Linked DNA regions of Homo sapiens: region 2 is linked to region 1. A link is an interaction called in ENCODE POLR2A ChIA-PET data of the cell type or tissue named here. Cell type or tissue: IMR-90. All regions are shown on one strand. Each heading gives the region's core, and the rest is flanking DNA. Links, peaks and the distances in the headings are about the cores only. Region 1 overlaps SETDB2-PHF11 (SETDB2-PHF11 readthrough). Region 2 overlaps SETDB2-PHF11 (SETDB2-PHF11 readthrough).

Region 1 (6,313 bases), core at 632-5,631:
GCCAGCTGAAAGGGCCTATAAACAAGGACACTCCAGTAACAACAAATACACCTATCATTCAGACCTTGGTTTCTAATACCATTTTCCAATAAAAATATTGACAGGTTATTCAAGAAATGGCTCACTCTAAGATGCGTAAGAAATATACGAGAGCAATCTAGAGCAATCTTCGAGTGCCAAAAGGGAAGTGCTATAAAACAAAGACAAATAAAAAATACCTACACTGATGACGGTATATCAAAGGGACACAAGAGCCAACTGAGCAGGACATGGTGGTTCATGCCTGTAATCCCAGCGCTTTGGGAGGCTAAGGCGGGTGGATCACTTGAGGTCAGGAGTTCGAGACCAGCCTGGCCAATATGGTGAAACCCCCATCTCTACTAAAAATACAAAAATTAGCTGGGCGTGGCGGCACACACCTGTAATCCTAGCTACTCAGGAGGCTGAGGCAAGAGAATTGCTTGAACCCAGGAGGCAGAGGTTGCAGTGAGCCAAGATTGCGCTGCTGCACATGAACCTGGGCAACAGAGTGAGACGCCATCTTAAAAAAAAAAAGAAAAAAAAGAGCCAACTGAAAGAGCTCCCAATAGCCAAACCCGGGACAATTTGAAAAACAAAATAAATAAAGTAGTACTGGCTTGTAACTCAAAAAGTATAAAATAAATAGCCATGAGTCCATGCTGATATAAATGATTAACTGAATAAATAAACAGGGAAGAAGAGAGAGAGATAAATCTCCCCTGCAGAAATATTCCAAATATAATTAACGTAGATATTCCACATTTAAGGAGGGGGAGCATAAATCCCCACTCCTTAACTGTGGGCTACCTATAGTGATTTATTTCCGAAGAGTATAGCAGGGAATGGGAGAAAAAGAGTAACTTTACAGTGGAGAAATTTGATACCACCACCTACATTAGCCAGCTCAAGCTCTGTTGATCAAGTTCAATATCAACTCTGAGAAATCATGCTGACAGCATGTACCCTTGATATGATGTGATGAAAATGACATTTTACCTCTGAGATCACACTCCCCAAAACCCATCGCTCCAGTCAAATTATGGAAAAACATCAGACAATAATTCCAACAGAGGGGCATCTTACAAAATATTTGGATACAAAATCCCAAAAAAATAAAAAACAAGAAAAGTCTCAGAAACTATCACAGCTAGGAGGAGCCTAAGCAGACATGACAAGTAAATGGAATGTGGTGTCCTGGATGGGATCTTGGAATGGAAAAAGACATCAGGTAAAAACTAACGTGAATATACTATGGACTTCAGTTAATAATAATGTGCCAATATTGGTTCATTAATTGTAACAAATGTAGCATCCAAATGTAAAATGTTAATCATAGATAAAGCTAAGTACCAGGTTTACTGGAACTCTGCAATCCTCTCAATTTTTCTGTAACACTAAAAGTATTTTGGCCAGGTGCAGTGGCTCACCTATTTTGGCCAGGTGCAAGTGCTGTAATCCTAGCACTTTGGGAGGCCAAGGTGGACAGATCATGAGGTCAGGAGTTTGAGACCAGCCTGACCAACATGGTGAAACCCCATCTCTACTAAAAATACAAAAAATTAGCTGGGCATGGTGGCACATGCCTGTAATCCCAGCTACTCAGGAGGCTGTGGCAGGAGAATCGCTTGATCCCAGGAGGCAGAGGTTGCAGTGAGCCAAGATTGTGCTACTGCACTACAGCCTGGGCGACAGAGACTCCATCACCAAAAAAAAAGAAAAAAAAAAAAGTTTACAAAAAAGTCAATTTTTTCACAACTAATGATAAAGACAGTCAAAATTGGTGGCTATACAAGAATAAACCCTTAATTCCCTCTAATTCAGAAAAGTTCCTCGCAATGCAAAACCTTGACAATTCCACATCAGCTTACATTGTCTATATACTTTTATACTTTTAGATATAAAGTGTAACAGTGTGTTCTTCAACCTACCATTTTTTTCTCCCATCTTTTGATGTCGCTTATAAATATAAAATGCTTCAAAATTAGGTTTATCAAATCACTTTGATTGCAGAATATCACTGGAATCCAACTGTGGTCTCTATAAAATTTGCAGTCCTCAGACAAAATACATCATTATACCATTCTAAACCTGGTATCCTTTGATACTTGAATTTTCAAATAGAAATTGTGGCTGAAGAAACTTTCAGAAATGAGTGACAGTCCAACCAAAAGACAAGTCCATGAATCTTCTCACGTAAATATTTGTAGTGGTATCAGATCATTAACATTATCTTTTTAAAAATAAAAACCAACTCCATCTTTTGGTCCACAAATGGATGAAACATTCTGTAAGGAAAACAATAAAGAATAGTGCATATTTGTAAAGGACCACATATATATATATATATATATATATATATGTATATATAAGGAAATAAGATATTGTTATAACAGCTTGATCTTTTAAAACAGCATGAACCATTACAAAAAAACATTATGTTATCTGGAAAAAATATGTAAAGTATCAAAATTAGAAATAATAGAGAAGGCCCACCCAATCCTATCACCCATATTTAATATATTTGTATTTATATTACTATCTCCATTTTATAAGTCTTTTATAAACCTTTTAAAAAGGGGATAATACTAACTATCTCACAGGTTGTTCTGAGGACAAGACTTAATTACATATAATGTGCCTGACATACGAAAGATTCAAGGAATACTACCAATTATTGTTATTCTTTCAGAATGTAGTTTTAAAACAAAAATTTGGATTGTAGTATATTTAATTTTTTATAATCTTTCATTAAAAACATTTCCTGCATTTTCCTCCATCACTAATATTTTTGTATAATACAACTGGCTGTATAACATACTTTGGTCAATAACGCATACATTATAGTACATTAAATATTTTAATAATTAAATTTTAATAAAAATATTAATTAATAATATAAACCTCTATATTCGATATTTAGATTGTTTTCCTTTATAGATTAATTTTTAGTATAATAAATAATGCTAAAATAAATATACTTTATACATATCTCTGGCAATTTCCCTAGGATAACATATCTGGAGGTAGAATAATAGGTCAAAAATAGATCAACAATTTTAATTCTCAAGATGTTAGTCAAGATACTGTAAATTCTTCTGCCACTTCCACACCAAACCATGGAAATGTTAGGAGATTTAAAATATATATATATAGCCATGCTGAAAACAAAAAGGGAACTCTCTAAGGGCCAAGTCAGTAAGGCCCTTCTGGGGAAAGGAAACAGATGGGAAGCTATAGAGATGATGGCAACCACAATCACAACAGCAAAACGATGGGCAGGAATCCTCTCAGAGGAGATTAATGCACAACTGAGAGTCCTCAAATATCTGAAGAAGGCTACACTATGAAAGAGACTGAGCTAAAGAAGGAAATCTCATCCATGAAATAACACACAATTTTGAAAAAAAGCCAGTTAGCTATCTTGGATATAAAAACAGTTGTTGAAATAAACTCAATAGATGACTGAATGACAGAACAGACTAACATGAAGAGCCAGTTAGTAAGCTGGAAGACTGAGTTGAGTAATTCACCAAGAACACAGAGCAAGGAAACAAGAGGAGGCAAAAAATTGAGAAAATGGAGAGGAGGCAATAATGAGCAAGAATTTCTCAGAACTGGAAAACACATAAGCAAACTGAATCCACTGAGTACCAACCAGGATAAAATTCTTAACACACATCGCTAGACAAACCGTGACTAACTTCAGAATATCAAAAACACAAAGTCTTAGATGTTTCCAGAAAAATGTAGATTATCTAAAAGGAAGGTGTATTAGACTAGTAATGAGATTTCTCATCAGAAATGTCAGATGCAAAATGTTAAAGCAAAGTCAGTATGAACCCAGAACTCTATATCCAGCCAAGCTATCTTTCCATACTAAAGATGAAAAAAAGACATTTGCAGACATTCAAAGAGTCACTCAGAGACTGTGAAAGAAATAAGTATCTGATGATGAAAAATGAACCTATAAGAAAGCACTGAGGTATACGTAGCAATAGTGAGCAAATAAATGAGTAAAACACATTAATGTTAAATGTAAACTGAATTTAATAACAAATGAAAGAAAAATTCTTAAAGATATCATGAGAGATTATGTTCTTTTCTGGAGGAGAGATGGAAGGGATTGTTTCAAGATGAGAGAAAGCAAAGTAGAAGCATGCTAACTTCTTCTTTACAGGGGCCTTATCAAAACTGACTAAATGTACACTTTGTTAAGAAAACATAAATTTAAGAACTGTGAAATGTAAAGTTAATCAACTTAAAAAAAAATGAACAAAGAAAACTTGGGGCTAACCTCAATTAAAAATAAAAGTGATGCCAGCGCTTTGGGAGGCTGAGGTGGGTGGATCACCTGAGGTCAGGAGTTCAAGACCAGCCTGGCCAACATGGCGAAATCCCATCTCTACCAAAAATACAAAAATTAGCTGGGTGTGGTGGTGTGTACCTGTAATCTGGGCTACTTGGGAGGCTGAGGGAGGAAAATTGCTTGAACCTGGGAGGCAGAGGTTGCAGTGAGCCGAGATCACGCCACTGTACTCCAGCCTGGGCAACAGAGCAAGACTCTGTTCCAAAAAACAGGTGGAAAAATAAGATATAAAAGATACAAAGAGAAGCTTGTTAAATAATGACAAGAATAAGGCCAAAATATGTCAATAATCACAATAAAGGTGAATTACCTATTAAAGGGCAGACTCTCAGATTGGATGGCAAGCAAAACCCAGATATGATATTTTAAAATAAGAGACCCACTTAAATTACACAAAATGTCACAGCAAGGCTGAAAACGAAGAGACTGGAAAAAGACATCTGCAATTATAAGAAGAAACGTATCAAATAAGAGTTGAATATGAAAATCAATAAAAGACACAAATATTTTATGCTGACAGAACAATTCACCAGATTTAATATTCATGACCCTTTATGTACAAATAACATCACTCTGAAATATATAAAGCAAAATTAAAAGGAAAATGCACAGATCCACAATTTGGTGATGAAGTAACAAATCTAAGGAACTGAGATAAAGTGGGTAAAAAACCAGAGTATAAAGGATTTAAATGACAAATTAACAAGCTTAATCCAAAAAATATATAGAACCCTGCACCCAACAGAAAATACTTCTTGTGGGAGGAAAAGCATGAAATTTACAAAAACTATTATGAGACCAAAAGGAATTATCAACAAATTCCAAAAGACTGTTTACACAGAGCATAGTCACTGAATGTAGTAAATCAACCCCCCACCCCATACTACCTGCGGAAATTAAAAAATCAAATTTCCCAAATAATGTATATGGTTTACAGAAGAAATCAAAGGAGAAATTTAAGAACATTTAGAAATGGTGATCGGTTGAAGTAATACATTTCAAAGCCTGAAGGATTTTGCCAAAGCAGCATGCCAAGAGATATTTAGGCCTTAAATAAATTTTATTAGCAAAATGAAAATATTGACTTAAACATTCAATTAAAGAAGCTGGGAAAAAAGCAACAAAATAAATAATAACAAATGAAGATAGATCTCTAGCTACTGAAGAGATTTTAAACATTTTAAAATTCAGACAGTTTTATGTCAATGAACCTGAGCACAGACGAACTGAACAATTTTCTAGGAAAATATAAATTACCAAATAGGCTCAAAACACTGAAGATATTACTAGAGATGTGTGCCACACATCCCCACCCCTCACTGCTAGTTCACTAGGTCCATTAAGTTTTACAGATGAATTGTACAAAACTTTCAAAGAATAGATAATTTTTATCAAACACAAACCTGTTCTGAAGCAGGAAAAATATGGGAAGCTACTCAACTTTTTCTTAAGCAGTTACTCAATTTTTTTTTATGAGATATGAAATTTTTTTCACTGCTAGTACACTAGGTCCATAAACTTTTACAGATGAATTGTACAAAACTTTCAGAGAACGGCTAATTTTTATCATATACAAACTGTTCTGAAGCAGGAAAAATATGGGAAGCTACTCAACTTTTTTTTATGAGATAAGTATAACCTTGACATGCAAGAAAAAAACTCAAGGCCCAAATCACTACTGGGTCTTAGACACAAAAATACTGAATAAAGGTATCCAGCAGTAGAATAAGAATGTATTACCAAAATAGTTTATCCCAAGAATACCTAAAAAGTTTAACATGAAAAGTTTATCAATGTGAATGCTTATATTAACAGGCAAAGGGAGGAAAACTATCACTTCATGCAGAAAAACAAAACAATTCAATATAAAATTATTCCATGGAAGGTGGGGGGGCCCCTTAGCAAATTAGGAAAAAAGAGAACTTT
Region 2 (6,313 bases), core at 639-5,638, 53 kb before region 1:
GTTCACTTCTAAATGCCTAATAATGAGGATAACTTCTTCTTTTTAAAATGTAGAGACAAGAGGCTTGTTCAGTTGACCAGGCTGGAGTGCAGTGGCTCACTGCAGCCTTGAACTCCCAACCTCAAGTGGTCCTCTCAAGTCACTGGGACTATAGGTGCATGCCACCAAAGCCAGCTAATTTTTTTTTTTTTTTTTTTAGAGACCGGGGTCTTGCTACCTTGCCAAGGCTGTTCTCAAGCTCCTGGCCTCAAGTGATCCTTCTGCCTTGGCATTTTCAAAGTGCTGGGATTACAGGCACGAGCTACTGTGCCTGGCCAAAATGAGGAAGACCTTTATTCAAGAAACACAACCAGGAATTTAAATACAGGCAAACCTCTCAAAACACTGCTTTGCCCATAGCAAGCTCTCAATAATAATCATTATTGTCACTACAAATGAAGAAGAAAACAATGGCATATTAAGAAATAGTGCTCTGGTTAATTATCTATTTAAAAAGTTAGAATCCTAATGCCATACTGTATTCAAAAATAAATTCTATGAGAATTAAAGACATAAATGAGCAATGTACTTTAAGTGTGCTTTAATTCAATATCATGATTAGGAAAGATACATGAAGGTAGGAAGTAGATTTTTTTTTTAAGGCGAAGAATGGAAAAAAGGAAAGAAATCTAAGGGAAGAAGAGGTAGGAAGAAAAGGCAAGAGGCAGAGAGAGGGAGAAGAAAGCCAGCTGTTGAGATCTCCACCCATGTGTCAGTAAGAGGCAAAGTTTTTGAACTGGTTATTTGCTATTTGGCCACAAGAATTCGTTTAAGATTTTTTTGCCCATTGCAATGTTCATCCTCTTACTTCCTTTGATTTTCTGTAGTAGAAAACAGCTTTTATTTATAATTTTCAAATTTTAGTTTTGAAAGAAAGATTTATTTTACCATTTAATGGGAAAAGTTTTCAATTTAGATGAGGTTAACTGCTTAAGTGATCCCTAAGTCTCTTCTGTTATCCAGATCTCTTCTCTGTCTCTTTAAGTTAGGTCTTTCATTTCACCAAGTCAGAAGGCTGCATTTGGAGCTAGCGTTTATTTCACATTCTGATCAGTTTCTTCTTTAATTTCTGTTTCTTGGATTTGGGTCCCACCTACCGGGGACACAAATTAACAGTCCCCAGCTTCCCACCAAGCAAGAAAAAAGGGTAAGATAGAGTGAAAACTGCTCAGACGGAATGAGCTAGCTGTTTTTTTCATTCATGTCTAACAACCAAAAATTTGGGAGTATCTTTTTTTTTTTTTTCATTTTTATTTATTTATTTTTTTATTATTTTTTTATTTATTTTTTATTTATCATTCTTGGGTGTTTCTCACAGTGTTTGTGTCCCTGGGTACTTGAGATTGGGGAGTGGTGATGACTCTTAACGAGCATGCTGCCTTCAAGCATCTGTTTAACAAAGCACATCTTGCACCGCCCTTAATCCATTTAACCCTGAGTGGACACAGCACATGTTTCAGAGAGCACAGGGTTGGGGGTAAGGTCACAGATCAACAGGATCCCAAGGCAGAAGAATTTTTCTTAGTACAGAACAAAATGAAAAGTCTCCCATGTCTACTTCTTTCTACACAGACACGGCAACCATCCGATTTCTCAATCTTTTCCCCACCTTTCCCCCCTTTCTATTCCACAAAGCCGCGATTGTCATCCTGGCCCGTTCTCAATGAGCTGTTGGGTACACCTCCCAGACGGGGTGGTGGCCGGGCAGAGGGGCTCCTCACTTCCTAGTAGGGGCGGCCGGGCAGAGGCGCCTCTCACCTCCCGGACGGGGCGGCTGGCCGGGCGGGGGGCTGACCCCCCACCTCCCTCCCGGACGGGGCGGCTGGCCGGGCAGAGGGGCTCCTCACTTCCCAGTAGGGGCGGCCAGGCAGAGGCGCCCCTCACCTCCCGGACGGGGCGGCTGGCCGGGCGGGGGGCTGGGGAGTATCTTTTTTTTTAGACAGAGTCTCGCTCTGTCACTCAGGTTGGAGTGCAGTGGCGCAATGATGGCTCACTGCAACCTCTGCCTCCAGGGCTCAAGTGATCCTCCCACCTCAGTCTCCCACCTCAGTAGCTGGGACCACAGATATAGGCCACCATGTCTGGCTAATTTTTGTTATTTTTTTTTTTAGAGACAGGGGTCCCATTATGTTGCCCAGGCTGGTCTCAAACTCCTAGGCTCAAGATCAGCCTGCTTGGCCTCCCAAAGTGCTGAGATTACAAGTGTGAGCCACTGCACCCAGCCTGAGAGCATTTCTTGTGTTTGAGTCACTATGTTGTGCACTCTAGACCGATGCTGTCCAACAAGAAACATATAACAAGACACAAATGTGAGCCACAGATATCACTGAAAACTTTCTAGGAGCCTCATTAAAAAAATCAAAAAGGAGGCTGGGCCTAGTGGCTCACGCCTATAATCCCAGAACTTCGGGAGGCTGAGGTGGGTGGATCACCTGAGGTCAGGAGTTCAAGACCAGCTTGGCCAACATGTCACTACTAAAAATACAAAAAAATTAGCCCAGTATGGTGGCACACACCTGTAATTCCAGCTACTTGGGAGGCTGAGGCACGAGAATTGCTTGCACCCAGGAGGCAGAGGCTGCAGTGAGCTGAAATTGTGCCACTGCACTCCAGCCTGGGCAACAGAATGAGGCTCTGTCTCAAAAACGACACAAACAAACAAACAAAAAACCCAAAAAAGAAACAGGTGAAGCTAATAATGTGCTTTATGCAACCAAATATGTCAAAGAACTTACATCCTTTCAACATTTAGTCAATATAAAAGTTATTCATTCTTTTGTACAGAGTCTTTGAAGTCCAGTGTGTATTCTGTGCTTAAAGCATGTCTCAATAGGACCAGTCACATTGTACGTGCTCAACAGCTATCTGTGGTGAGGGGCTCCTCTAGTGAATAGTAGAGCAGAGGACGTAAAGAAATGTGGTGAGATAGAACTGGTGTCTGCAAGAAGCTTACGAAATAAACAGGGAGACTAAATAGCAGTTAGGAAAATAAAATGGCAGAATTAAGTGTCACAAAGTGCAACTGCCAAGTGAGTGGGAATTCCAATACACGCTAAGGAGGTAGCCGAGGAAGTGCTCCTCGTGGGAAGGAGTATTGTCAAGGGCAGGGGCCTGGAACTGGTACAACCTGGAGAGGAGGGAAAGGTGGGGTGGGTTGGGGTATGGGCTAGGAGGAACACTGTAGAGGGAAGCAGCCATATGGGAAAAGGCCCAGAGATCGGAGCTGAGACAGTAAGGCAGCCAGGCTGAGGAGGAAAGGCTGCACAGGAAGCTGGGAAAGGATTTGAGAAACGTGTTGAAAGGCTGCCAAGGAGGATGTCTGAGCAGGAGAAGCACATGATGACAAAGTTGTTTAAGAAGGTCAATCTTGGTCGGGCACGGTGCTCACGCCTGTAATCCCTGCACTTTGGGAGGCCGAGGTGGGTGGATCACAAGATCAGGAGATCGAGACCATCCTGGCTAACATGGTGAAACCCCATCTCTACTACATTAAAAAAAAAAATTAGCTAGGCGTGGTGGTGCATGCCTGTTATCCCAGCTACTCGGGAGGCTGAGGCAGGAGAATCCCTTGGACCTGGGAGGCAGAGGTTGCAGTGAGCCAAGAATGTGCCACTGCACTGTGGCCTGGGCAACAAGAGTGAAACTCCGTCTCAAAACAAACAAACAAATAAACGTATTATCAAGGTACAGTTAGGACAGAAGGTTAGATGATGAAGTCAAAGGAAAGAACACGAAATGCAGAGAGAAGTGGATCATAATCTGGACTTACGAATGTAACATGCAGTAAGGTCACAATCCCATTTCTTCTCTAAGGCACTCATGTCCTTAGCCCATTTTTCTGTTGAATTATTATTTTCTTATTGGTTTATAACAGTCAGGGTATTAACCCTTTGTTAGTCATATATGTGGTCTTTTAACTTTGTTTATAATATTCTTTGATATACAGAATATTTAAATGTTTTACTTGATGAAATTACAACAATCATTTATTTTATGATTTCTGCTCTTGGGTGAGATGGACATAGAAAACACTTACCTCTGTTTTCTTCTAGAATTTTAATTTATTTTAATTAATCAATTTATTTATTTTGAGACAGGGTCTTGCCCTGTCACCCAAGCTTGGAGTGCAGTGGCATGATCATGGCTCACTGCAGCCTCAACCTCCCCAGCTCAAGTGATCCTCTCACCTCAGCCTCCAAAGTAGCTGGGATTACAGGTGCATGCAACCACATCTAGCTAATTTTTAAATTTTTGTGTAGAGGAGGGATCTTGCCATGTTGTCCAGGATGGTTTCGAACTCCTAGGCTCAAGTGATCCTCCCTCCTGAGCCTCCCAAAGTGCTGGGATTACAGGCATGAGGCACCATGTCCTGCCTTAATTTAATTTTAGAATTAAAATATTGGCCGGGCGCGGTGGCTCACACCTGTAATCCCAGCACTTTGGGAGGCCGAGGCGGGTGGATCACCTGAGGTCAGGAGTTCGAGACCAGCCTGACCAACATGGTGAAACCCTGTCTCTACTAAAATTACAAAAATTAGCCGGGCATGGTGGCGGACACCTATAATCCCAGCTACTCGGGAGGCTGAGGCAAGAGAATCACTTGAACCTGGGAGGAGGAGGTTGCAGTGAGCTGAGATTGCACCACTGCATGCTAGCCTGGGCGACAAGGGCGAAACTCCTCAAAAAAACAAAACAAAATGAAACAAAAAAAGAATTAAACTATTCATGAACATAGAATAAATTGTTTTGTAATGTATGAGATGGGAATCTAACTTATATTCATAATGGTTAGCCACTAATTTAAAATCTCCTTTTCATATAGTTGGATCTGTTCCTCCTGTGCTTCTGTTTTATTCCATTGAACAATGCTACACTTAAAATTTTCAATGTTTTAGAATATATGTTAATATTTGACAACACAAAGTCCCCTGCCCTAGGATGAAACTGGGGGAAAAACATCCCAATATTCTAATTACCTCAGACCCAAAATCTACTTTGATAGAATACTGTGTTCTTATTAAAGGACACTCAAAACAGACATTAAAACTTGTAAAGTACAGGCTTAAAAAAAGCCAGTGGGGCTGGGCGTAGTGGCTCACACCTATAATCCCAGCACTTTGGGAGGCCGAGGCAGGCGGATCACCTGAGGTCGGGAGTTCAAGAGCAGCCTGACAAACATGGAGAAACCCCGTCTCTACTAAAAATACAAAATTAGCCAGGCGTGGTGGTGCATGCCTGTAATCCCCGCTACTCGGGAGGCTGAGGCAGGAGAATCGCTTGAATCTGGGAGGTGGAGGTTGCGGTGAGCCGAGATCGCACCATTGCACTCCAGCCTAGGCGATGAGAACAAAACTCCATTTCAGAAAAAAAAAAACCAAAAAAAAAAAAAAACAAAAGTTGGTGACTCCCAAATTAAAAGCGATACTATCTGACAGGATATGCAGCTGCCTCTTGTTGTATAAGGGCTGAACATTTTTGTACAACATTGCTTGTTTCTGTGCACTGGGCAGAGCTGTCAAGTCACTGATACCTGAGCTGAGCTCCCAAGTACTTGGGTTCCAAGAGTCTTGGCATCTGGGAATACAGAGGTGGTTTGTATTCTCTGACAACGGGGAATACAGAGAAGAACAAGACAGACAAGACAGATATGCTGACAACACTGCTGTGCTAGACCCAGAGTTTGTCTTCAGTGCAGATGGATTAAAAACATGGGGTGGGACCCACAGGTTCTCCCTAGTGGCTTTTTCCTGCTAAATCCCCCCATATCACAGTGTCTTAATGGATTTCGGCTCTTCTAGCTCTTTTGATCTTCTAGACTGGAGGAAGTGTGTAATTCTCTGCAGTTGGAGGAGTCACACTGAGGACTTTTACACAGGCATCTCTCACTATGGGAGTCACACTGAGGACTTTTACACAGACAGGCATCTCTCACTATCTGAACTCTTGCTATGTGTTATCCGAAACTCATGGACCACATACATTTGGACAGTTTGGTATCCCTCACCATCTGAACTCAGGAACTGTACAGATTCAGAGAGGGAGGGATACCTAAAGGTGTGTCATGAAGGCTGAGGTATTTTAGGGAAGAGCCCATTGGTTTTCATCAGTAGCTGGGACCAAGAATAGTCAGCAGGGCTTTCCAGGCTCCTTTCTAGGGGGGTTTAGCAACCCTGAGGACTCACAGAGCCTGACCCGACAAGATTGCAGAATTTTAGAATTCTCACAAATGAAACTGAGAGCCAAGAAAGTTTATACAGAATGAAACCACAGAAAG

What was found. Peaks named below come from ENCODE experiments on the same cell type or tissue, not always from the same donor. Only the 100,000 strongest peaks of a DNase experiment are listed, where the experiment ranks them.
Region 2: POLR2A ChIA-PET joins it to region 1 with 5 read pairs; 29 of 35 experiments call an interaction of 5 or more read pairs at or near these places.

The regions. Positions count from the first base shown.
Region 1 is chr13:49,447,546-49,453,858 of GRCh38, reverse strand. SETDB2-PHF11 (SETDB2-PHF11 readthrough) reads right to left here. Exons shown (of 21, transcript NR_135324.2): 2 at 1,950-2,306. It overlaps SETDB2 (SET domain bifurcated histone lysine methyltransferase 2), which reads right to left. Exons shown (of 14, transcript NM_001160308.3): 2 at 1,950-2,306. The coding sequence starts at 1,965. Among named protein-coding and RNA genes, the nearest start is that of SETDB2-PHF11, 6.4 kb to the right of the region's middle. In IMR-90, for the core only: no CTCF peak of the experiment used is centred there; no DNase peak of the experiment used is centred there; H3K27ac peaks cover 307 bases.
Region 2 is chr13:49,500,118-49,506,430 of GRCh38, reverse strand. The region is part of intron 12 of SETDB2-PHF11 (SETDB2-PHF11 readthrough); the gene reads right to left. The region is part of intron 1 of PHF11 (PHD finger protein 11); the gene reads right to left. Among named protein-coding and RNA genes, the nearest start is that of PHF11, 7.3 kb to the right of the region's middle. In IMR-90, for the core only: no CTCF peak of the experiment used is centred there; a DNase peak (open chromatin) is centred at 3,340; H3K27ac peaks cover 691 bases.